2 separate regions of the Homo sapiens genome follow, and region 1 is linked to region 2. A link is a loop called in an ENCODE intact Hi-C map of the cell type or tissue named here. Cell type or tissue: GM12878. All regions are shown on one strand. Links, peaks and the distances in the headings refer to the core of each region. The heading gives the core; the rest is flanking DNA. Region 1 overlaps DLGAP1 (DLG associated protein 1). Region 2 holds the start of DLGAP1 (DLG associated protein 1).

The links. Hi-C counts contacts between places; a loop is a spot of excess contacts. Peaks named below come from ENCODE experiments on the same cell type or tissue, not always from the same donor. Only the 100,000 strongest peaks of a DNase experiment are listed, where the experiment ranks them.
Region 1: a loop joins it to region 2, with 2.4 times the contacts of the local background. A loop is called at or near these places in 3 of 110 quality-filtered maps.

Annotation. Positions count from the first base shown.
Region 1 is chr18:4,385,445-4,397,814 of GRCh38, forward strand. All of the region lies in intron 1 of DLGAP1 (DLG associated protein 1), which reads right to left. Among named protein-coding and RNA genes, the nearest start is that of DLGAP1, 64 kb to the right of the region's middle. In GM12878, for the core only: no CTCF peak of the experiment used is centred there; DNase peaks (open chromatin) are centred at 6,617 and 9,487; H3K27ac peaks cover 538 bases.
Region 2 is chr18:4,445,328-4,457,697 of GRCh38, forward strand. DLGAP1 (DLG associated protein 1) reads right to left here and starts at 9,980. Exons shown (of 13, transcript NM_004746.4): 1 at 9,679-9,980. RefSeq lists a silencer at 10,000-10,129. In GM12878, for the core only: a CTCF peak has its summit at 5,170; a DNase peak (open chromatin) is centred at 5,170.

The DNA of each region.
Region 1 (12,370 bases), core at 1,948-9,947, 60 kb before region 2:
AGTTACATCATCACAATACTTTCATTTTTTTTTCCCAAACCTTAGCAGAAAACTCTGTTGTTGATCACATCTGATTTGAGAGATGCAGATTGCTGGTTGCTGCCAGGAATAATGTGTCACATTATATAAATAAATAAAACAAGCGCCATGGGAATGAGCAGTAGGCACCTCACAGAAACCACCGGGTAGCATCCAATTGACAGGCTGTTCTAGGAAAAGAAATCTACAGATTCAGGGCTGTCACCATCCAGAGACTTCTAAAACAAGATACATAATACAAATACACACAAATATAATACATTGGAAAGTAAATTTATTTTTTTACATGTTACTTTCATTGCTTTAGTTACGAATAATTTCATAGTAGTGGTGGAGCCATGTGGAATCCAGTTAGAGTAAACATGCCTGTAAATTGGCACTAATGTTATGCTGTTGTTGAAATCACTTTTGTAGAGAATATGAACTTTCTGTAGGTATTTAGAGGAAAGCTTATGAAAGCTTTTCAAGCACAGAAAAGCACAAAGAAATATATGGAATGAGAACTGGGACTTTAAGAAGCTGCCTCAAGGATTTAGAAAATGGCCTGGTGTGGGCTAAATGAAGTGTCACATTTAAGGGTCATTTCCTCAACAAACATTTGAATGTGTTTGTGACAAGGGATTGCTGGGGGCTGGGGAAGGGGGTGGCTACAATGATAGCTATGACTTCTTCTTATGTCCCCGTTCTAATATAGCTAAATTTATCCTATCCTCATTTATCATTTTGACAATCAGAAAGGTCAGAATGCCGACCAGATCGAGAAAGACTACCTAGACTATCTGAAGGCTAGATCCTGTAATTTCCCAGGCAGTGTCTTCTCAGAATAGTATTCCATTTCTTTTTATTATTAGAAGACAAACAAAAATCTGACTATCTTATTCACTGACCTAGTAAACATGAACAACCCCAAATTTTCCATTAACTGACATTAGGGACTCAAACATTCCATCAGGAGATTACAGTCCACTGGATATGGCAAATTATCAAATATAACTATAGTCCATCATGATTAATGTCACATTAGCTATAAGTAGAAGCAAGAATGACAGTGATGTAACAGTTTTAAGTGAGCTGTAGTTGTATAGCCAGTCGACCTGTCCAAGGTCAAAGAGCTGGCTCAGAGTTAATACAGGTGATAATGGGAAAATATGGGCATGAGTTTTCTTAGGTCTATAGAGTAATGAGAAAGATCACATATGCAGAGTATTTAAAAGGAAATAGGGATATGGGCAGCAACTCTTTTAGAGACCATTACAAACTGACTGTCTGGGAGAACAACACTCTGAGGCCCAGGTATGTGAGAATGAAAATAAGCAAACAGAAAGTAGGGCTATGTTTAGAATGGAGAAGATGCTGGTTAAAGCAAAAGAAATGAGGCAAAGAAAGAAAGATAGGAGAGCATCAGGTTGCATAATAGGGGTAATTAGGGTATAAAATCTGTGGAGCATGACTGTTTGGGGTGAAAGAGAAATGTGGCCTCTATAATATTCTGAGATAAGTAAGAGTAAACTACCTTTCTAAGTCACTCGCAATGAAACAAGATTTAAGTTAGTATGGGGATGATGCTGTTATTCTTCAATATTTAGGGACCACCCATTGTGTTCTAAATACCTAAACCCTCATTGGAATTGTAATAAAAACCATGGGACTGGATGAAAAGGATAAGATGAAGAAATGAGGGAGCAAGGTTGAGTGAAAAGGTAGGCAATATCAATCAGTCAAGAGGCATTTATTAAGCCTCTATAACAAACACACCTGCACAGCATTTTTCTAGATTCTTTGGGGAGTAAAAAAAGAATTTAATAGTCTGATTGGGAAATAAGCCACATTTGAGTGAAAATAAACCACACAAGGCTATACATAAGTAATTAATGTAATAAAGATTTAAGCTGGGCCATATATGTGACCAGACGATGATTTTAAAATGTTATTATAAGTAATTGTGATGGAAGTATATTGTTTAAATGGAAATAAATACACTTCATTTTAATTTCATGACTATTATGCTGCTTATTCTAGGGCATACTTCTAATTATGTCTCTTGCTCATAAGAACAAACTGTCTTCTGCACTATCTCTAAGTCCAGTGCTTTCTCTATGACATTTTGGGGGACAACTAAGCTGTCTAGAATAAATGCACATACAGCAGAAGGGAAGAATGAAGAAGAAATGCAGCTGAGGAAGTTAAGTAAAGAAAGGCACAGGTTTGGGAGGCTGAGGCGGGCAGATCATGAGGTCAGGAGTTCGGGACTAGCCTGGCCAGCATGGCGAAACCCCGTCTCTACTAAAAATACAAAAATTAGTCGGGCATGGTGGTGTGTGCCTGTAGTCCCAGCTACTTGGGAGGCTGAGGCAGGAGAATCACTTGAACCCGGGAGGTGGATGCTGCAGTGAGCTGAGATCACACCACTGCACTCCAGCCTGGGTGACAGAGACTCCATCACACATACACACACACACACACACACACACACACACACACACACACACACTCAAAAGGCCCAGGTAATGAAGTGTCTCTTTTGCCAAGCTCAGGAAATTGGACTGTTCTCTACAGGGACTGAGTGCCTAGTGGGGAAGAATCGGGGTCAGCAGTGTGGAGGACGGAGTGGAAGCTAGGCATAAACAGTGAGCTAAAGTCATATTTAAATCTTTGCAATATTTCAAGAGACAAATGAGGCTCTGAATTAGGGTAAGGGCAATGCTAAAGAGTGTTAAGAAATGCAGCAGACAGGACACAGTAAAGTAAAACATAGAGAGGGGAAACTCAAGAATGACACTCAAGTTTCTGATTAGAGGATGGTGAAGCTAATGACCAAGAAGGAGACGGTTTCGAAGGAAAAAATGGTTTCAGTTTTGCACATGTGCCTGTGGCACATCCATAGGGAAGTATGTAGGAGGTAGATGGATATGCAGCTTGGAACGCAGGAGACATTCCTTCACCTGGAGATACTAGAGCTAGGGGTCATTAGTGAAGAAAGCCATTGGAGCTGCGGGAAAGGGTGAGCTTGCCTAGAGGGTACATATAGTTCAGGAACAGAACCATTAGGACAATGGCATTTAAGGAATGGGTAAAGGCAGAAAGAAATTGGTGAAGAAAAATAAGGAGTCATGTTGTACTGAAACTATTGCAGGTAAGATGCCCAAATTTTTCTTTATCACAGTCTTTACAAACTTCAGACTTCATATTAGGAAGGAAAAAGTTACTCTCCCCCACCCGCTGGCTATTACTTACAGCCAAAGACATCTTAACTGTAAAGTATCTGATATAATTTTAACAATTATCTCATATACGTATCAGGAAAGTAACAACCACAATGAGATATCACCTCACACCCATCAGGTTGGCTACTATCAAAACAAAAACAAAAAAAGAAAATAATGTCAGTGAGGATGTGGAGAAACTGGAGCCCTTGTCTACTGTTGACGGGAGTGTAAAATAGTACAGCCACTCTGAAAAAGTTTGGCAGTTCCTCAAAATATTAAAAATTGAGTTGTCATAAGATCCAGCAGTTCCACTTCTGGGTATATGGCCAAAAACATTGAAAGCAATGTCTTGAAGTGACACTTGTACACCTATGTTCATAGTAGCACTATTCACAATAACTAAAAAGTGGAAGCAACACAACTGATCATTGATGGATGAATGGATGAACAAAATATGATATATAGAAACTATGAATTATTATTCATCCTTAAAAAGGAAGGACATTCTAACACATGCTACAACACGGATGAACCTTGAGAACATTATACTAAGTAAAATAAGCCAGTCACAAAAAGATGAATACTTTATGATTCTACTTAAATGAAGTGTCTAGAATAGTCAAATTCACAGCAAGAGAAATAAAGTAGAATGATGGCTGCCAAGGGGTACGGGTAGGGGAAAATGGGGAGTTCTTTAATGGGCATAGAGTTTCAGTTTTGTAAGAGGAAAAATTTCTGAAGACTGATTGCACAAAAATATGAATGTACTTAACACTACTGAACTGTACACTTAAAAATGGCTGACATGGTAAATTTAATGTTCTGTGTAATTTACTACAATGGAAAATTGTATAAAGCAACTGAATGGTGACAGCAAAAACAGATTGACTGTAGAATGATTTTCTATGATTGGTTAAATTAAATGATTTTTATTTTCTTCTTTATCTTCATGGATTATCCAAAATTACTACAATGGGATGTGTACCTTTTATAGTCAAAATAGAAGTTATTCCAATGAACTAGTTCACACTACCCATTATACGCAAATTGATGTACATCTCCAATGTGCTTTCAGAGCAACTGCATTATTCTGTTATATTCTGTGTCACGAGTTTGCTGTTGGCACACAATGACGTCTATTAAGATGCACATCAATTACTATAACCTGCAATTAATAATGCATAGTTTAAATATTACTGGTGAATAGTCTTCATTATTAAATCTAGATGTCTATTTCCTTCATGTTTCTAAGATACTTCTACTTCAAGATTAATTCATTTAATTTAACTGAACATCAGCTACATGTAGGGCACTGTGTTAGTCCCTCCAGTGGCTACAGGGCTAAATGAGGTATGGTTTTTGATCTTAAGAAATACATTCTAATAGTGTATTGTATTGTTCTCCAAAATATTCTCTGCCCTTCCTTATGGAGAGAATATATGTCCCCATACCATGTTGGCCCATAACAAATTGTGTGAAAAAAAAAAAGATGTATTCCTCCCCCTTTTTTCTTAATTAATAAATCTTATGTTTTTATAGCAGTTTTAGGTTCACAGGAAAATTGAAAGGAAAGGACAGAGGTCCCATGCACCCCTGTCCCCACATGTTCACAACACTACTGACATCCCATATCACAGTGGTACACTTGTTGTAATTGATGAACCTCTATTGACACATCATTATCACCCAAAGTCCACAGTTTCTACATCAGGGCTCATTCTCGGTGTTGCACATTCTACGAGCTTTGAAAAATGTATAATGACATGTGTCCACCATTGTAGTATCATATAGAATAGTTCCACTGCCCTAAAAATTCTCTGTGCCCAACCTATTCATCCTTCCATTCCTCCTAACCCCTGGTGACCACAAATCCTTTTACTATCTCCATTGTTCTGACCTTTCTAGAACGTCATACAGTTGGAGTCATACAGTACATAGGCTTTTCAGATTATTTTCTTTCACTTAGTACGGATTTAGTTTCCTTCATGTCTTTTTGTGGCTTGATAGCTGAATAATATTCCACTGTCTGGATGTACCACAGTTTATCCATCCACTGATGGAAGACATCTTGGTTGCCTCCCAGTTTTTGGCAGTTATGAATAAAATTTCTATAAAAATCATAGGCAGTTCTAGAGGCCCCTGGGCAAAGCTTTGAGATCTTTAACACTGTTTTTCACGGTTCCTCCATGTTCTCTTTTGCCTCTGACCTGTAACTGGAAGTGCTCCTCTTGGGCCTGCTCCATCAGCCTGCGCTCATCTTGGAAGAAAGAAGCTTGGTACGGTCAGTAGTACAGAATGGTCATATACCTTAAACACACTGTTACCTGAATTTAACTTAGCCTATCCCGATTGACACATATAATCAAGTCCAGTGTATCCTTTTTATATAAATTTGCTTTAAGCCAGATAAACATAATCTCCCAGAAGAGCTTATCTATGTCACAAAACAGACATATATATTTCCCAAGGAAGATGCTCCTCCTGCAATCACTTTCTCAAATGCAAGCATTTGTTTTTCAACAGCACTGAGCAGGAGGCCTCTGCAACTAGGGAAACTCAACCGGGTCACTTTTCCCACCCTTCCTTCATTTAATAAAAATGGCAGAGTCCAGTTGCGGAAGATGTGCTCAGAAAGTTTGCTTTCTTCATCCTGCTTTTGCCTTTGGCCAGTTTGACCCACGGTGGGGTTTCTTAATTTCTAGCATCTCAATTTCTTGCTTAAGAAATAGTCCTATTTACCTATTTCACCATCCTCTAGTGTTCACTCAGTGGTTATTTCTTTGCTACCTCAAATGCCGAGTAATATTCACCCCAATCCATAGCTGGCTGACACCTATTTTCGGTGATTTCTGTGGTACTGATTGGTGAAGATCCCCTTAGCTTGAAGGAAATTGAAGAAGCGACTACATAGCCCATAACATCCCTTTTGAATTCCAGCTTGCAATTTAAATAACCTGGTCCTTCCTAGAAGCATAAACCTTCAGGATTGCTCAAGTAGAAATACTGACTTTTATTTTGCCTCTTGGTCAGACAGATCTACACCCTTTGTTAAGGTATGCTCCCAGAAACGCATGTTCTTGGGCTAAACATTTACCTCATGGGAGCCTAAGGAGTTTCTGAATGTCTCCAGAACAGTAGTTTACTGTAATGGAGAAGCAGTCCAGCCTCATTCCCTCCACATCTACACATGGCTTTGATACCGTACCCTCTTTATTTGGTCTAAAAATATTTTTAAAGAAAAAAAGTCACACTACAAAGGCGATTGAGGTAGTTGGTTTTTAATCAGTTACTGATTTGTTGTTGTCACTTGTTTTGGTTAGAAACCCTTAAAAGGAGAAATTCAACTGATGGCTCTCTTCTCATGAACCGAAAGTTCAATTTCCCCTGACGAAAGTGGGTCAAGGGAAATGAAACCAGTTTCCTCCTGATTACTAGGTCATAAAAAACGGATTCCAGAGCCAGCAATCGCCACCAGCAACCCAGATGGGTAGCCCAAAGCCTGTTGAGGGGCAGTTGGTAGGCAGCACAGCCTGAGATTCATGGATAGAGACCTCCTGCTCCACATCATTATGGTATGTTAGTGGAGGAGCTGCTCATATCCAGGTGGGACTTCTCTACCTCCCCTTAGGAAGCTGCATGATCTGTTCACTTATTGTTTGATTGGGCCCTTAAAATGTGAGTGAAAATACACCAGAATTTTCCCATGAAAGGTTAACAAAGTTCTAGGGGTCCTCATTATAGACCATTTAATAATGTATTATTTATTCTGAGGCTGTATCCAAGTTTCAGATGCTCCAAGAAAAAAAAGGAATTTGATCTTGTGTCATAACACACTTTAAAAAATGCCTTCTTGAGGACAACTAGTTAAAAGAGAGTGCTGCTAGGTCTCTTCCCTTGGCTGATCCACCTACTCAAAGTTTAAAGGCTCATATAAGACAGGAAGCTTTATAATCTACTAAACTCTGTAATAACTGTACAGTCTACAGTGATTGTAGGCCCATGGATTTAAACATCATTTTATATCCCTAGGCCAAGTCTTACTTCTGAGATCCAGCCTCACATTTCAAACTGTCTGCTTGGCATTTTCTCCTGGGTGTCTCAAAGACGCTGCAAACTTAGAATGAGCAAAATAAAACACTTGAGTCCTGATGCCCAATTGGTCCCAAATCTAGCCTTCTCCTTTTTAGGATATGGCACTCCCGGCCAACCATTCCAACCAGAAATGTAAAAGTCATCTTTGTTCCCACCCTCATGCCTTATACGTAATCCATCAGCAAGTCATGTGTACTGTATTTCCAAGATACATAAGGAATTGATATACATTCTCTGCCATCAACTTGAACTAGACTTTCATCATCTACCACTTACAGCAGCCCTCACGTGGTTGTCAAATTCCTACAGTTGGTTTCTTTCCAGCAAAATAAATGATCTTCTTAAGACATAAATTAGATTTTGTCACTTGCATACTTGAACAATTTTGTTGATTGCCTTAAAATAGAATAAATAAAATAAAACACTTAATATAAAATCCTATCTCCTTACCGCAGCCTATGAAAACTCTGTCTACCAAGACCCGTATTTATTTGCATACCTAGACTCCTCTTCTATCGTACTCCATGCCTCTCTCTCTCACTATGCTTCAGCCACAGCCATCTTTTTGTGTTTCCCCATTTGGTGAACATGCCAGTCTCTTTCCCACGCAAGAGCCTTTTCACACTCTCTGTACTCTACCTGGAATGGACTCTACCTCTAATTTTTCAGATGGTTGATTCTTTGTCACATTTGGGTCCCATGTCAAATGGTACTTTCTTCAAGAGGCATTCCTTGACCAATCTATTTAAAATGGCAACCCCTCCCATTATTCTGGATCTCAACCATAGTTTGTTGATGTAGCTACACCATAATTTGTAATGAAATTTTCATTTGTATTTGTCTGATTGCTTTTGTCTCTCCTGCTGGCACATGAACTCTACATCTGCTTTACTCTTTTACTCACCTGGAGTCTCCCTTATCTAGAACAGCAGTCCCCAACCCTTTCGGCACCAGGGACTGGTTTCATGGAAGACAGTTTTTCCACAGACCGGGGGCAGGGGTGGTTCTGGGATGAAACTGTTCCACCTCAGAACATCAGGCATTAGATTCTCATAAGAAGCGTTCAACCTAGATCCCTCGCATGTGCAGCTCACAACAGGGTTTGCGCTCCTGTGAGAATCTAATGCCGCTGCTGATCTAACAGGAGGCGGGGCTCAGGTGGTAATGCTCACTCACCCATGGCTCATCTCCTTCCTGCTGTGCGGCCAGGTTCCTAACTGGCCAGGGACTGGTACTGTCCATGGCAGAGGGGTTGGGGATCCCTGCTCTAGAACAACTAATACGTAGAAGGTATGTAATAAATATTTATTGAATAAATGAATACAAAAGTAGCTATATGGCTAAACATAATAAGGTGACAAGAAAGTTTCTGCATATGTGAAGACAAAACAGTAAAAGAAGAAAGCCACCGTCAGGATGACTATGAGTTCCATGAGCCTTGAAAAAACGTATTCATTTACTAGATGACACGGATTTCGCTTTTGCTAATAAGTGGGCACAATTCTAATCAGTATCAATTATCAAATGTCTACTGTTCTTTAATCAGGAGGAAACAAGAAGCTATTGAAGGTGTGTGAGATAAGAATTTAAGAATAAATTTCCTTTTGCTTGATTCACTATTTCACTGCCATTTTGAAAGAACTTACTTCAAACTAAGTAATTGTTCAGGTGACAATATTTAAACAATAACATAAAAATCCAGAAAAATGCACATCTACTTGGAAGGATTCCTTTGGAGAAGAATTTGGGGGAAAAAATCCCCAAAATAGAATGCCTCTAATCACTGGGTTTAATCAATTTTTGGAATAATTAGCCTAGTTAATTATTTATGAAAACGTAGGTTTTAAATGAAAACTACAGTTTATTGTTAAAATATATCTTCTTTGTAATACAAATTCCTATGCCAGTGTATCAGATAATTAATTTTAAATAGGTGGGAACAAACCTATTTTCAGAAATCAAGATTTTGATGATCACGGAAATTAGTAAGGTTCTTATGCCAATAGTGATATTTTTAGATCTGTTTTCTCTTAAAGAATTTCATAAATTGCTTTACAGAGTTTCAGTTCTCGTCTATTGAAAATAAGGCATGCTCAGCCTGCACAAGTGAACATGAGACAGCTCAGGAATACCTTCATTCGGCCCTACTGTGCTAAATTAAGCCATTTGGTACTGAAAGTTAGTAGTTACCCAGAAATAAAATCTTGCTCAGAATAGTCAGAAAATGGTGTTTGAACAAAGGAAACAAGTAACAGTCTTTAAAAATTACCCGGACATTTCAATGTTAACTTTCCAGTTTCTGATTTTTCAGACTTTCCTTTGAGTTTTATGCCTAATTTTGAAGTGTTCCAACACAAAACACAAGTTGTAAAAGAAATAGCACATTGCATTGGGAATTCTTTACCTAAGTTCACATTTTCCCCTATTGACATACAAAAGAAAAAGAAAGAGAAAGTAAAATTCCAAATGGGTATTAACTTTTATGTAATATTTTCTTTTTCCTTTTTATATCCCTATTACTATCTCTAAAACATTGGGGAGGTAAGTATCGCTTTTCTCTGGGTCAAAAAAAATCAAGATAAACTTAATCAAAATCAAATAGGGGGTATAAAGTAAAATCAAGATTTTTGCCTTACTTTTAAAATTATTATTTCTAGCATCTACCTCAGTACGAGGGCTCCGCGTATTACCTATAGCCAGAGACTGATGGTTTCCTAACCTGGGAGACCTGCTGGGCATGCAGCTGGTTCTCTGTAAAGATCATTAACATGGTTCTCTGTAAAGATTCATTAACATGGAGGGGTGGAGACGGGTGAAGGAAAGATGAAATGGTGTTTTCTGGTAAAAGTAAATAAACACAATACACATCTTTTGAGAGCCAAATAACATTTTTCCAACCTAATGATTTTTGAATACAAGCGTTTATAACAGAATCTACTTAAGTCCATACCCATTAAATAATAAAACTCCTAATTTGTGAGAGAGAGGGGACATGCTATACAGCCTTGCTGGAATACCAGAAAGATATATAAAAACATTCATAATCAAACGCCCAAGTAATGCTGAATGCGGGAGCTGCAGTTAACATGTTCCTAAACCCCACGATAAAGACAAATTCAACATCACTTACATTCTGACACTAGACCATGGGAAAAGTGACAGAGTCTACCTGAAGAAGACCCAGGGCCTCCTCAACCCAAGAAATATGCACCCTGTAGAATACAAACATATGAAGGAGCATCCACTAACAGATATTCTAACTCCACCGGCTGCGGGCACAGGGAAAGCTAGAGTAATTGGCTGCAGATGTTTGAAAGATACTGTTAGTCTTTTCCAGATGGATTTGCCTCTATGACTTAGTAAGAGCAAATACAAATTTAACATTCAATCCCCAGTCCGAGGAAGAAAAGTGTAAAGAAAGGCAGAGAGCAGCAAATCGATGAAGCTTCCACATCCAAAGGATGTTCAACAAAGACACAAAGACCATGATTCCAAAAGGTTCATTAGCCCCACTTTGTAAAAGAATATGACCACCAGGAAATCCAGCATAGAATTCCACAGCCACTCCAATGACACGGACAGAAGCAACTCTGCAGTAGAAGTGTCCTTCATGATCATGAGGACCCAGAGTTTATCCAAAATAGCAAAATTAAAGAAAGAGATTGGGTTATTCTCACGAATTACGGTTTTCTGCTACTCTGAAGTCCAAGAGATAGGAAGGAAAAAGCCTTTCCCAGGAATCAAAGTACAGGGAAGGTTTCCCGTAGATAAACCATGTGGAGCTGAGTAGTGCTGGGTATTGGCGCTCTCTGAGAGGAAGCCACATGTTCTTCCCTCTCAAGAGCAATTTGGTTGGTTCACTTGGAAAGGTAGAAACTCATGCTAGGGCTTGGGTGACCAAAAGAAGTACAAAAGGAAGAGCAAGAGAGAGAAACCTCCTATATCTTTTTACCACGTGAGCCAGAAGGAGGGATGAGTCTCCCAGACAGATGGAGAGGGTGAGCATGCTGGAGGGTAGTGTCTGTGGTTCACTGAATGAAGAGCCCTTGGCTGGGTTTTGCTGACGGTTTCCCAAACCCATATTGCATAATGTGCACAAATTTGCTCTCTAAGCTAATTAGAATATCATTTGTACAATAAAATCACAGTGGAGAAAGAATGAAACAAAGGGTAAAGCTGCCATGGAATGAAGGTGCTAGAGCCAAAAGGTAACAACATGGGCTCTGGAGCCAGACACACCTGAGTTCTGATCCCAGGGTTACTCACTAGCTATGCAACCAAGGCAGGGTGTTTAAACTCTGAGGCTCCATGCCTTTACTTGTCAAACAGGCATGATAAAGTATCTCCACCATAGGGTAGTTGGGAGAAGTAAATAAAATAAATCACTTAAAGTCCTTTGCATAATACCTAGTGTGTAGCATGTATAACAAGTTGTTGTAGTCACTATTACTAGTACCAGTTTCCTCAACAACCATGACTTAACTATGTCATTAGAAGGCTATATTTCCTTAGTCTGGCTTCAGAAAGCTGATTTTGGTTACTTGTAACTGATATAAAAGTCAGAGTAAGTACTAAAATAGATCATTTTAAATTAGTATAGTCTAGGTAATAACATCTTAAACATCTGATTTATTACTTCTATGTACTTTGAAACCACACTTTATATCAAAGCACTTCTTGGATCCTATGTTCATCTTCTTTGAACTGATTATATCCACTTGAAATTATCAGCATGCATTTGTATATTGTAACAGAAATGCAAAGTCCTCAAATATTTTTTTCCTCAGGTATGTTCCTTACTCTTTATTGCACCTTACAGAGATAACAAGTATTTTTTTTCATAAGCAGTACAAGCCACAAGCTAATGGAGTAAAACTGTCCTGAATCTGGAATTATTTGAGCTGAAATAAGTAAATTTCAACCATTATTATGTTTTTAGTTGATAAAATTTTAAGATACATAAGGATAGACTGGTAATTTTTGTAGATCAATCTTACCATATGTTAGGAACCAGTGGTATTTACAATTTAAAT
Region 2 (12,370 bases), core at 1,620-9,619:
GGGTACATGTGCACCTTATGCAGGTTAGTTACATACGTATACATGTGCCATGCTGGTGCGCTGCACCCACTAACTCGTCATCTAGCATTAGGTATATCTCCCAATGCTATCCCTCCCCCCTCCCCCCACCCCACCACAGTCCCCAGAGTATGATATTCCCCTTCCTGTGTCCATGTGATCTCAATGTTCAATTCCCACCTATGAGTGAGAATATGCGGTGTTTGGTTTTTTGTTCTTGCGATAGTTTACTGAGAATGATGATTTCCAATTTCATCCATGCCAATCATCAAGAAAGCAGCTGCTACCCCTTGAAAAGTCACTCTACTAGCTACTGGGCTCAAGCCTATGAGACATGCAAAAAACATCAGCTAATTCACTACTTAAAAGAGCTTAAAATCTCAGAATATTCACATAAAATGTTAAAAATGTGAATATTATAATAAAGTAAGTAATCCAGATAAATGCAACTGGAATTCAGAGAAGAGTTTACCCTCAGCTGAGTAGTCATAAAATGTGTGCTGTGAGAGGTGAGATTTGGCTGGGCCTTGAAGGATACAAAGGACATTAAAACAATTATTTTAAAAGAAATCCTTCCTCCTGGTAAAACAGTCAACTAGATAGAAGGACAGAAAGGGAAAGAAAACCCCTGAGGCTCCTTGTCCTAGTCTCTAGGAGCAGCCACTGTTAACAATTCATCAAGTAGATGGAGCTTGAGTACATGCAAATAAACAAAGAGGAAAAATAGCTGGAACAGCAGAGCCCTGACAAACAGGAGTGGTCATGGTGGAGGCTGATGCAAGAGATTATTAGGAAATGAGGGTAAGCAATGATGAGAACCAATTGTGTCTTCACACACTCGTCCCACTGACACATCTGAAGGCCAACCACGTTCTAGGCATACTCGGGTCTGGAGTAGGCAGGGGAATACTAGCGAATGGGATTGTTGCTCTTTTGGGGGGCTCCAGGACAAAGTTTGAGGAGTTTCATGATGACCTCAAGAGCATTTTAGAAAAGTAAATTTTGATGTGAGTTTAATCAGATCCTAGAGATTAGACATCCCATTAAGAAGCTGCTATGTATTCCAGGCATAAAATGATGAAGTTGTGAAGTCAAGCAGCAGCAGCAGCAGCAGCAGCAGAACTCATACAGTACAACCACCTTGCTCTCTAACGTAATGAGTAAGAAATTAAGACTAAGAGAAGATGGGTGTTTTGCCTAAATTTAGAATGTAATTAAAGGCTTTATAAAATAACTATGGATATAAAAGTCTTGAAGAACTAAATAATAATATCTTTGTCATTTCAGAATTGGAAAACATTTCTCAAACATATCTTATTGGTACCATAAAGAGAATTTAAAATGCAACTATTTTAAATTTAAACATAATCTTTTCATCCAGAGACATCATAAAAATGAGAAGACAAGCCACCAACTGAGTGGAGATAACTGAAATGCCTATTACAGAACAAAACTCTGGTATCCAGAATATATAAACAGCTCTTACAAATCAATAAGTTTAACAAAAAGAAGTAGGAGAGTGGGGAACATGTATGAATAAGGAATCCACAGCAACTAGAATATTAATAAAGAGAGGGAATAAATCATCAACATTACCAGGAGACATGGAAGAACAAATTAAAACTACAATGAGATATCATTTCATATCCATAAGATTGGCCAAAAATAAAATGTATCACCAAGTGTTGACAAGGATATAAAACAAAAGGTGTTCTTATAGATTGCTGTTGGGATCATAAATAGGTACAACCATTTTTGGTAATTTGCATTATCTGCTAGATGTGAAGATACGACTATTACCCTACTGCAATCCCCCTCCACCCTAATCAGAGTCCCCTTTGTTAGCACAAGGTGATGTACACGTGAATGTTCACATCAGCCTTATTTGGAAACATCTTAAATGTCCATCAACAAAGATTGATACCTTTATCATGATACAGTTCTACAATGGAATACCATATATCAGTAAAAATGAATAAATCAGATCTACATGTCATCAAAATACTGAACAATTACAGTAAGGTAAAGAAGACTACAAGAGCATTATTACTACTTATAAATAGTCTAAAAAAGCAAAACAAGACTATATTGCTTAGGTACACATACATACATAGCAAAGAATAAGGAAATGCATGCATAAGAACAATAAACACAAAACTCAGTGGGCTGAGTCCCTCTGAGGGAAGACATGAAGAGTACACTGAAGTCTCAACAGTGTATGCAATGATTTATTTCACCATCTGGGTGGTGGACACAAAGGGGTTTATAATATTATTTAATTTTTGGTGTTCCTGAAATATTTCACAGGAATTTTTAATGAATAATAAAGAATTAAAAAGAATGTGTGACACAGGTACAGAGTAAAAGAGAAAGGAAAGAGTCAAATATTGCTTGAAAATTTTTCAAAATATTTACTCCCATTTCTACTTCCCTGGACTTGATTCCCAATAATGTAAGCCTCACTAAAACAGCCTCTTCATGCTTCTCTCTGTCCCAGTCTGGTGTTAGACCCATCTACTCCTATCAGTCCAAGAGGCCACTTCTTCACGTCACTGCCTATTCAGAATCTGTCAGTGGTTCCTATCAAATCTAAACATTCTTGTATAGCCATTAATGACCCTCTCAATCAAATTCATCTTCAGGTCTAATTAAAGTGGAGGAACTGGAGGAGAGAACCATCTTCTGGACCAGGAACATGCCAAGTTCATTTGCACCTCCACGTCTATGCAAATGTTTTCTCTATCTGAAAGTCGGTCCTTCTTCCTATGTAAGTCTTACAAATCCATGAAAATCTAGCTTCAGATCTTCCCTATTGGAAGCATTCCAAAATGATCTCATTCTCTGTTGAGCCCCTACTCCTACAGAAAAGCCCAAAATAAGTACATTTGAGCACCAGTTTCATTCTGTAACCCATTATTACTAATTATTTCCTACATTTTAATCGTATTCTTTGTATTACATTTCAAGCTACCCAAGGAGTTTAACTAGGTCTTGCTCTTCTATATTCTTCACAGTAATAAGTACCCAGGAGATGTTACAAATATTTTTTGTTTGCCCATACTTGGAAAGGCTGGATATATACCTACCAAAATACCTGACATCTATCATCAAGATCCCTTAGGATTCATATCATCAAAGCAGAGTGTTTTCAATTATCTATAAAGCACATGCAAATCTAGAGGAATTATTATGCACCATAGTTTATAAAAACATGGTGCATGTTCGCATTCTGTCTCACCATTCCTCACAGGCCATTCGAAGCTGAATGGTAGATGTGGTATCTACAGCAGGGTGCCACATGGAAGGTTAACATATCCCCAAGGCTGGCCCACCTCACCACATCATTCCAGTAGTTCAGAAGCAGATAGTAGAACAGAATACACTACATGTCTGGCCAGAAACAAAACTAGTATAAAAAATTCATGAAAATACCTAGAAGGCTGTGATTCCACATCAGTAAAGATGTTAGATTCCAGTCTCCCCTGTGAGAGCCAACCCACATCTACGTACCTACATAGAGATCAGCCTCAAGCAAGAAAGGCAGTTGTAGCTGCTTCTCTGCCTCCCACAACACTTTCCACCTCATCCCTGTGATCTGATTTATTCTTTGAGTCCTTGGTGAACTTTTGCTTTCTTCCACTTACAAACCACATAGGGGCCACTGTCTCTGGTCTCCCTTGAGCTTCTGGTCTCCTAGAGGGAGACAGGCATATACGCAGAAAATGAAAAACAAAACTAGGTTATAATTACGTATCAGACTCAATGGAGACACAAAAAGGAGAACTCAATGTAAGAGGTGAGGGGTAGGAAAGAAGTTTATGCTAAGCCTTAAAGGGTCAGAATAAAGTAAGACAATTAATCTACTAATATGTTAATTTTGAATAAGAAGGAGGAGGAAGAAGAGGGAACAGGAGTTTGTTTTTTCTTTGCTTCCTTTTTAAAATCCTTATTGTATTTCAAAACCTTACCTCTGCTTGCCAGCAGAGTGCATGTTGCCTAGTTGGGAAATGTAGCACTGCGTAGCCCATCACCTTATATTCAGGCTGGGATCAGCTCAGTGTTTACCAGGTATTAACAGAGTAAACTTAGGACCAAAGAACACAGCATCTGACATTGCAAAGAAGTGCCATGCAAAAGCTGTGTAACACCATCCTCAGAGTTATGGCCCTTATGCACTAAGAATACAGATGTGCATTCACTTGTTTATTCATTCACTCAACCAATGTTTACCCACCATTTATTAAGTGCCAGGTGCTGTGCTAGGCATCAGTGATATTTGGTGAACATTCTATATTTAGTTCTTGATCTCACGGAATGCACAGTTCAGTGGGGAAAGCAATCTGACACTCACAAGTCAACACATCATTATTGACCGTAAAAGGACCATGAAAAAGGAATAAAGTGCTAAAACAGCATTCAGCTGGAGACCTTCCCTGATTAAATGACTTTTCAGCTGAAGTCCAGGAAAGAGGGAACAATGTAAGAAACAGCATTCCAAGGAGAGGGGGAAAGATTTCTTAGCCTGCTCCATAGAAGCTCTAGAATCAAGTGAGTCTTATCTGAACTACCTAGGCAAGGATTCACAGGAAAGACTTCCAAATGCATTACCACTTCAAGATTCCCCTGCTGACCCTCCCAAACTCTAAACGGAAAGCACATCCTAATTTGAAAGGATGAAAAGGTGACTTTGCCTTCTGGGTTAATGTCTACACGAAAATAGCTTTGAAGAGAGTGAATGTGCCTTGTCTTTTTGCTAGTATAGTATGATGAATCATATCAAAGAATGGTTGTTTGCAAAGTCTGAGACAAGATCAAAATGCCATTTTCCTCTGAAACTGCAGCATGTGTTTTGTAAAGAAATCTTAGTGATATCTAGCAGGGAAATTTGCAGTCCAGAAATAGACTCCACACTGATTTCTACTGAAATTGAAACCAAGAAAGAAGGGGTATCCAGGGAAAGGGTGTAATCATGAGGTTAGAATGAGGGTTAGTGCCAGTCCTCCTATCACATACTCAGATGTTCTCCAGTAGTAGAATTAAAACAGCAAGTTACTCTAGCAGATGTTTTCAAATTAGCTAAAACCGTGTCACCAGAGTAAAGCAGCAAAGCTGGAAATGTGCCCAGAGAGACCTTCCCACAAGCCGCCTGAGGGAGCCATTTAAATGTCTCTGAGCCCTCCTAGTGCAGAGATTCAGATGCAAGGCTAGGGAGATAAGCAAGTCACAGCACAATGTCTCCTCATCCAAATGCTTATCCATGGCTTCAGTAAGACCACAACTCTGCTGAATATTAAGAAAACCTGGCAAGATTGAGCAGTTCCAAATCACACACTTTGTGGTTTGCTGTTGTGCTGTTGCTTACAAATCTGATAAGAAAACATTGAGAGAAGACAGAGAAATTGTCAATGGCAACAGATGAGCAAACCATGATAAGTGAATATGAAAATGAACAGTTTGGTTGCTGGCAAATCCTAGGGAGAGGGAGGAAGGTGGTTTGCATCTTCATAACATATTCAGAACACTGATATCTAGTTCACAATTAGATATCCAGTGGGACAATCACATCCCAGCTATGCTGGTTGTCTATCCAAGAAAAAGTCCAAGGATCTGAGCCAAATATCTGTGGATATAGATCCACAGGGCTTCCTTTTGCATGAGCTGGTTTTCCTAAGTGGGATGTTACTTGCTGCCCAGTAATCATTAACTCCTATAGGAGGGAGAAAATAATAAAGCAACCAGGAAAAATCTTAAGTCAATAATGGATGAAGATAACCCTGTTTCTCACTTATACAACAGCTATCTGTCCCCTACCATTTACTAGAGAGAAGGATGGGAAATGGTTGGGTCAACACGGCTCCTGTGCAATACCAACCTCTGTACAATCAGACTAAAGAACAGAAGACCTCAAAGGGATGTCATTCACCTTTTTAACTGCCTTATAATCACACCTCATTTTTTTCTTGTTCTCAATCACATGTTTTGCTCTGTAGGTGTGTGTTTGGCAGGGTTACAGGGAAAGGTGTAGCAAATATACAGTATACAGCATTGTATAAGCTAAATAGTTACATCTTAGAAGCAAAAGAACTGGTACCTGGTATCTCATACAATCGGTTATCTGTGGGTGTCTAATAGATTAAAATGAATGTCAGAAGACTATTTCTAAATCCTCCTCTGTGGTAATGCAATGTTTTAGATCTTCCTAGGAACAGCATCTTTGGCAATTCCTGATAGACCACACAACTAGAGAAAGTCACCTTCATCGGGCAGTAACAAGAATCGAGCTACAAATTCTCATGCTTCGGAAAAAAGAAAGAAAAAACATCTTTTGAGGGACACTGTAGTTATTCCTCTCTGAAAATAGAGAACTAGTAGCACTTAGGATCTTAGGAAATAAAACAGCTCAAGATATGGGATGTTTTTGAACATTCAGGTGTTTCAACAACAACATAAAGATTTTTCTACAATGCTAGCAAAGTATCTTTTTGTGATAGTGTTTCTTTAAAATAAAAAAAATGTACAAAAGACCAACATACCACAGACATAGGCATAGATTATAACTATGAGAAGTGAGGATTGGGGAAACGTGTTTAGGTTTTTCAAGAGTCTTTTTAGCCTTCTTATTTCAATGGTGTTCCTGTACCAGGGGAAATATAATTACCAATGGAAAAAGAGAAAATAAACAAAATAACCTAAAATTGTATCATTTTCTTAATTTAAGAAAAGAGAGGTAAGTGTGATTTCTATAGAGATGAAATCTACATAAAAGTAGATTTTAATTGGATGCTTCCTGAGAGGAAACCAATTTCCTCTCCTCTGATAAACAGTGGAGCAATTTGTGGGAATGGTCATGAAGGTAACATGAATTTGAGCTGATCATAGAAATTTCACTATAGAAATACACATTAGATAACATTTTACTATTATCTCTGAATTTGAAATATTACGAGATCAGAATCAAAACACTGAATTCTTTGTTTCTGAAAGAGTTGATGTTCAAAGAATATGGTATTCATCTCGATTAAGTTGTAGATGAAACTATTACTTTGCTGCATATTAGTGAATATTGCTCATATTCACTAAAATGAGTACTTTGTAAAACAAGTCCCCCTCTTCCAAGTTTTAATTTTATATTTAAAAAAAATCAATCTAAATGGCTATATGGAACAAAGGCACACATATTTAATAGAGTTAACTCAAAGTGCATGCAGTTTCTATTCCCAAATTGGGTTGAATAGGACACTTAAGCTTAGAAGGATTTAAAAAGTAGAACACTACAATTAGTTTTAGGCTATTTCTCTATATGCGCTACATAATATTTTGGAAGGAAGGTCTTGTCTCCATTTGCTTTCACTAATCGCTAATATGCTTTTACTGGGTTTTTAGTCCTGGCAGAACAAAGCTTATGTTGATGGAGAAATTAAAGATGCTAAACCATGAAAATTCCCTCCTAGGGAAAACTCATATACTCATTATTTCCCCAAAGCACAATTGCTTGTGTGAGATTTAAGAAGCCTTGTCAGAAAATTATTTTGACATATTTAAAAGAATGTTAACCAGTTCCTTTTGCCCATATTTATATTGCCTGTAATGTTTGAGATAAAGTATTGTATTTGCAGACTAATCTTAGAATGAAATATAGAGAAATAGATAGCTATAAATTTAAAAAAATCTATGTATGCAAGTACATTCTTCTTTACTCACACAAGGTAACTAACATTTTCTCTTAAGTAAATTAGTTTTTTAAAAATTCACAGAATTTTATATCTGCGACTAGGGGTATTGCAAGGCACTAACCAACTGAAACAACTTTACATTTAAGTACTAAATCTAAAGGAAATTAAGAACAGGGCTACTGACACCTGACTTCTATGAACTTTCTTGTTTCATGCCAGAGTATGAATTTTCTGAACCAAGGGTAGCGTTTATAACTTAAACTTTTTAAAATCATACATTTTGCATAGACATATTCATTATTTCTTTATAGGCTTGAATTTCCTTTTAAAAACTTAAAGAAAACTTTATATTCTTCTGGCATGAAATAAATTAGGATCTTGTAAAATTTCTTGCCTCCATGTCATTTCCGTTCAAGTTTTATTCAAGGAATAAAAAGTATTGCTTTATATGCAAAATGACCTAGGCCAATAGAAAGTCGTTTCCTGAACTGAAATCGTGCTATAAATAACAGTCAAAGGGCTGTTCTTTTTAGAACAGCTCTTTCAGGGTAAAAAATAATTTGCAGGATGTTTGCCTTAGGACCTAAAATCGCTTTCCTAGTTCTCAGCATTTCTCATCTCCATGTCTAACCACATCTTAGACTGATCTATCCTCACCTTCTACGAAGCCATTCACGAAGACCACAAAAGCTAAAAGATCTGTCTTTAATTGGTACTTTTATTATATGTCTTTCCTCGTAATTCCCTAACTTCACGTGTTATGGAAGGAGGCAGGGAGCATTCACCTCCCACGACCGGGAGTCAGTCTCTGTGTCAGGAGTAAGGAGTGAAGAGTCTCGCCTGGATCCACAAAAGACGTGACATCTCCCACCCAGCGTCCCACTGCTTGCCGCCTGGCTACCTTTAACCCCTTGCCCTCCGCACATCCTCCCCTTCTCTAGCAGAAAATTCCGCAGCGCTACGGTCGGGCTGGAGGCAAGCCCTGCAGCCGGGGGCGAGCGCGGCACTCGGACACAGGCACTCAGTGTCTCCGGCGCCGGCAGCCGAGCCACGGGCCACCCCTTCCCACGGCCTCCCGGTGCCACCCAGCGAGGCCGGGACAGCGCGCCTTCCGCAAAAAGCGCAGCAGCCGAAGTCCTGAAAGCAGGGTCTTCATCGCCGCGGGCCCTCCGAAGGTGCCTCTCCCAGCTGCAGCCGCCCCTCAATGAAAGTGCAATGTGTTATCTCGCCCAGCCCAGAGGAGAGGTCCCTGTTTGGCCTTGGTTCCAGCCCGGCTCATTCAATTCGCTGAATGTCGGGTCTCCCGGCCCGCCCCGCGATTCTCCGGGAATTGGCCTTGGCCGCGGGCAGGGGGCGACTCTCCAGTGACCTCCTCCTTGGACCCCATTTCTCTCTCTCTCTCTCTCTCTGTGCCTGTCTTTGTGTCTCTGTTTCTTTGGCTTTCTCTTACAAACGCACGGGGGAGTTGGTCCTTTTCCACAATGCCAAAATGTCACCCAAAAAGCTAGTGCAACAACTTGCTTTGCAAACGACCCAGGAGCCTGCCGAGAAAGCCCTGCGGGGAGCAGCCCCCTCCTCCCCTGCAAGGTGCATCGGGGGTGGGGTGGGGGTGCGAATTTGACCGGTGGACATGACCGGGACAGGGGACCGGTGTTCTCCTCCCCTCCCCCTTCCGGGACCCTGTCGCAATTAGAAATCCTTCCCCTGCCTGGGTCCCCGTGGGGAGCCGCGAGGACCGCATGGCCGGAGAGGACGCGCTCGCCCCCGAGATCCCAGGTTACCCGGAGGGCCCGGGAGTGCACCCCGGGCGGCTGAAAGGGTAAGGAGCGCGGACTCTCGAGCCAGCGGCCGGGGGAGCCCAGCCCGCAGCCCCTCCGCGGGCGAGGGAAGCGGCGACCGCGCGGCAGGCAGCAGCCAGGAGCCACCCAGCGCGCCGCGACCGCCGCCGCCGCGCACGCCCCAGCCCCGCGGCGCAGCCCGGCGTTACCTGGCCGCGTCCCGCAGTCCGGCCCTCGCTGGCTGCGTCCGTCCGTTGGTCCCACGAGCCTCGGAGGAAGGAGAGAGATGTCCCCGCGACCAGGACCGGCTCTCAGCGAGGTGACGGGAAGGACTCGAGAGAGGAGCCGAGGCGGCGGCGGCCGTTCGCGCCGCCTATGCTGCCGATTCCCCGAGGCGGAAGGTGTCCGCGAGGCCGTGTCCTGGAGATTGCGGCGCCCGAAGCGCAGCGCTCGCCTCTGGAGCGGAGGCTGAGCGCCGGGACGCGGCGGGCTGGGGCTGCAAGGCTGGGCTGGTGACCCGCCCCTGGGTGCATGTTAATACGGTGGGGAGGAGGAGTCCCGCGCTTCCTCCGCCCAACCACCGGAGCCGGCGGGCGGGCGGCGGCCGCGGCCCGGAGCCAGCCGCTCCCACCCGCCCCAGCTACTACGGCGCGGCGCGACCGCGGGCTCCGGCCCCAGCCCAGGCACGTGCGCCCAGGCCGCGGGGAGGCGCCGGCGCCTCCCGGAACGCGCTCCTGGCCTGCGAGTGCTGCCCGCTCAGTCTCCGGGTGGGAAGTGCGCTCGCCCCGGACCGAGGGGAAAGCCCAACATCCCCGGGATGGAACAGAGAGGCGGCCACCCGTGAGTGGGCGTGACCCATTGGTTCCCTTGCGCAGCATCTGTGGAGAATTAAGCTTTCCCCTCCTCTCTTGCCAGCCGTTGTTCCTAATCTTGTCTTTTTTAAGGGAGGAAAGCAGGAGAACTCATGACACTTTGTATCACAGGAAATCAAGTTGGTGGACAGAGGGTTTGCTGACCTCTCCCGTCCCTCCTCAGGGTCCCTAGGAGAATTTTTGAAGAAGTAATCGGCAGCAAGGAGATGGGGGCAATAGAGAGTCTCAGACTCGCAGGGACCCATGTTCGTCCCCAGCGCCACTACTTTCAAACCGTTATCCCTCAGAGCTGTTTCCTCACCTCCACAACAACTCTCCCGGGTTCGATGACACTATATATCCCACCAGTTCATCTTGGTACAGGCCAAAAGGTAATTCAAAAAGCGAAACGAATCTCATCTCCTGACCTGTGCCCTCGGTAAAGTCCCCAGGTTCCACCCCAAGTACACTTGGAAGCCAGGCCCCTCCACACAGGCTGAGCACCACGCTTCCACAAACTGAAAACAGAGAGAATCCACTTGGTTTCAAAGTTAGAATAGGGATAGCGGCGTGAGTGGGTGAATTGCGATGTGGGTCAAGGAGAGAAAAAAGTAAATCAATTAAGTATTTATTGAGCTCCTGCGCTGCCCACTTAATTGCAAACGTTACAGTAGTTAAAATAATCGTGGTTAATCACTGCCTTATTATTTCCTTCTATTAAAAAAAGAAATGGCATCTTCATGGAGAATGTCCTTTGTTCTACAGCTTCCTGAGGGAATATTATGCCAAAAAGTACATAATCTTTATGTAATTTTATCCAGAAGTTATAGCATAAGATTTAGCATCTGTTTTGTGTGATGTCTAATTATAAATATTAATAGAATATCCTTTTAAAGACAACACTTCTAAAAATGCAAGGAAGTGAAAAACAGTTTTCATAAAAATATGACTCAGATAAATAACCTCTTTCCTGCAATTTCACTGAGTGATTTTCCATTAAAGAAAATAACAATTACTGAAACCACTAAATGGAGGTAAATTCTCAGCATTGTAATATCATGAGCACCGACGCTTTAGCAATGATCTAAAAGATATTCTCAGACAATTCAAGAATTACTATAGGGGCCCAGCTCAGTGGCTCACACCTCTAATCCTGGCACTTTGGGAGGCCGAGATGGGCAGATCACTTGAGGTCAGGAGTTCAAGACCAGCCTGGCCAACATGGTGAAAACCCATCTCTACTAAAAATTCAAAAGTTAGCTGGGTTGGTGGTGGGCGCCTGTAATCCCAGCTACTCTGGAGGCTGAGACATAAGAATCACTTGAACCCGGGAGGTGGAGATTGCAGTGAGCCGAGATCACACCACTGCACTCCAGCCGGGGTGACAGAGCGAGACTCTCAAAAAAAAAAAAAAAAAAGAATTATTATAGGGACACTTCAAATCGGATTCCCTGAAAAGGCAAAATACTGATATGTGATAATAGCCTTCATAATTTGGAAAATTTGCCTTTCCAGATTTGTAAATATGTTTAATTAATAGATTTTCTTTTCTAATTTTTAAATTGATATATCACAGTTGCACATATTTTGCAGGTAGATACAATAATTTGGTATATATATACAATGCATAATGATCAAATCAGGGTAATTGGGATATCCCTCACCTCATTTATCTTTTCTTCGTATTGGGAACATTAGAATTCTTCTCTTCTAGCTATTTTGAAATATACAATAAATTAAACTATATAGTTCCTCTGCTGTACTATTGAATACTAGAGCTTAATCCTGGTATCTAACCACGTTTAATCCATAGATTCTTCCAATGACATCACATAAATAAGAAGGTCAGTATCATTGTCAGGCCCTAACTCAAATTAGATGAATTCAGTGAATAAAATTACTTGAAGTGGAAAATCAATTTTCTTACAAAATTGTTATGGTAGATTTAACCCAGCAACAATAATATCGATGTAACATTGCTATTATTAGGTTTTTCTGACTGTAGGTGACAGAAACCAAAGTTGGCTAACTTAAGTGAAAATAATTTATT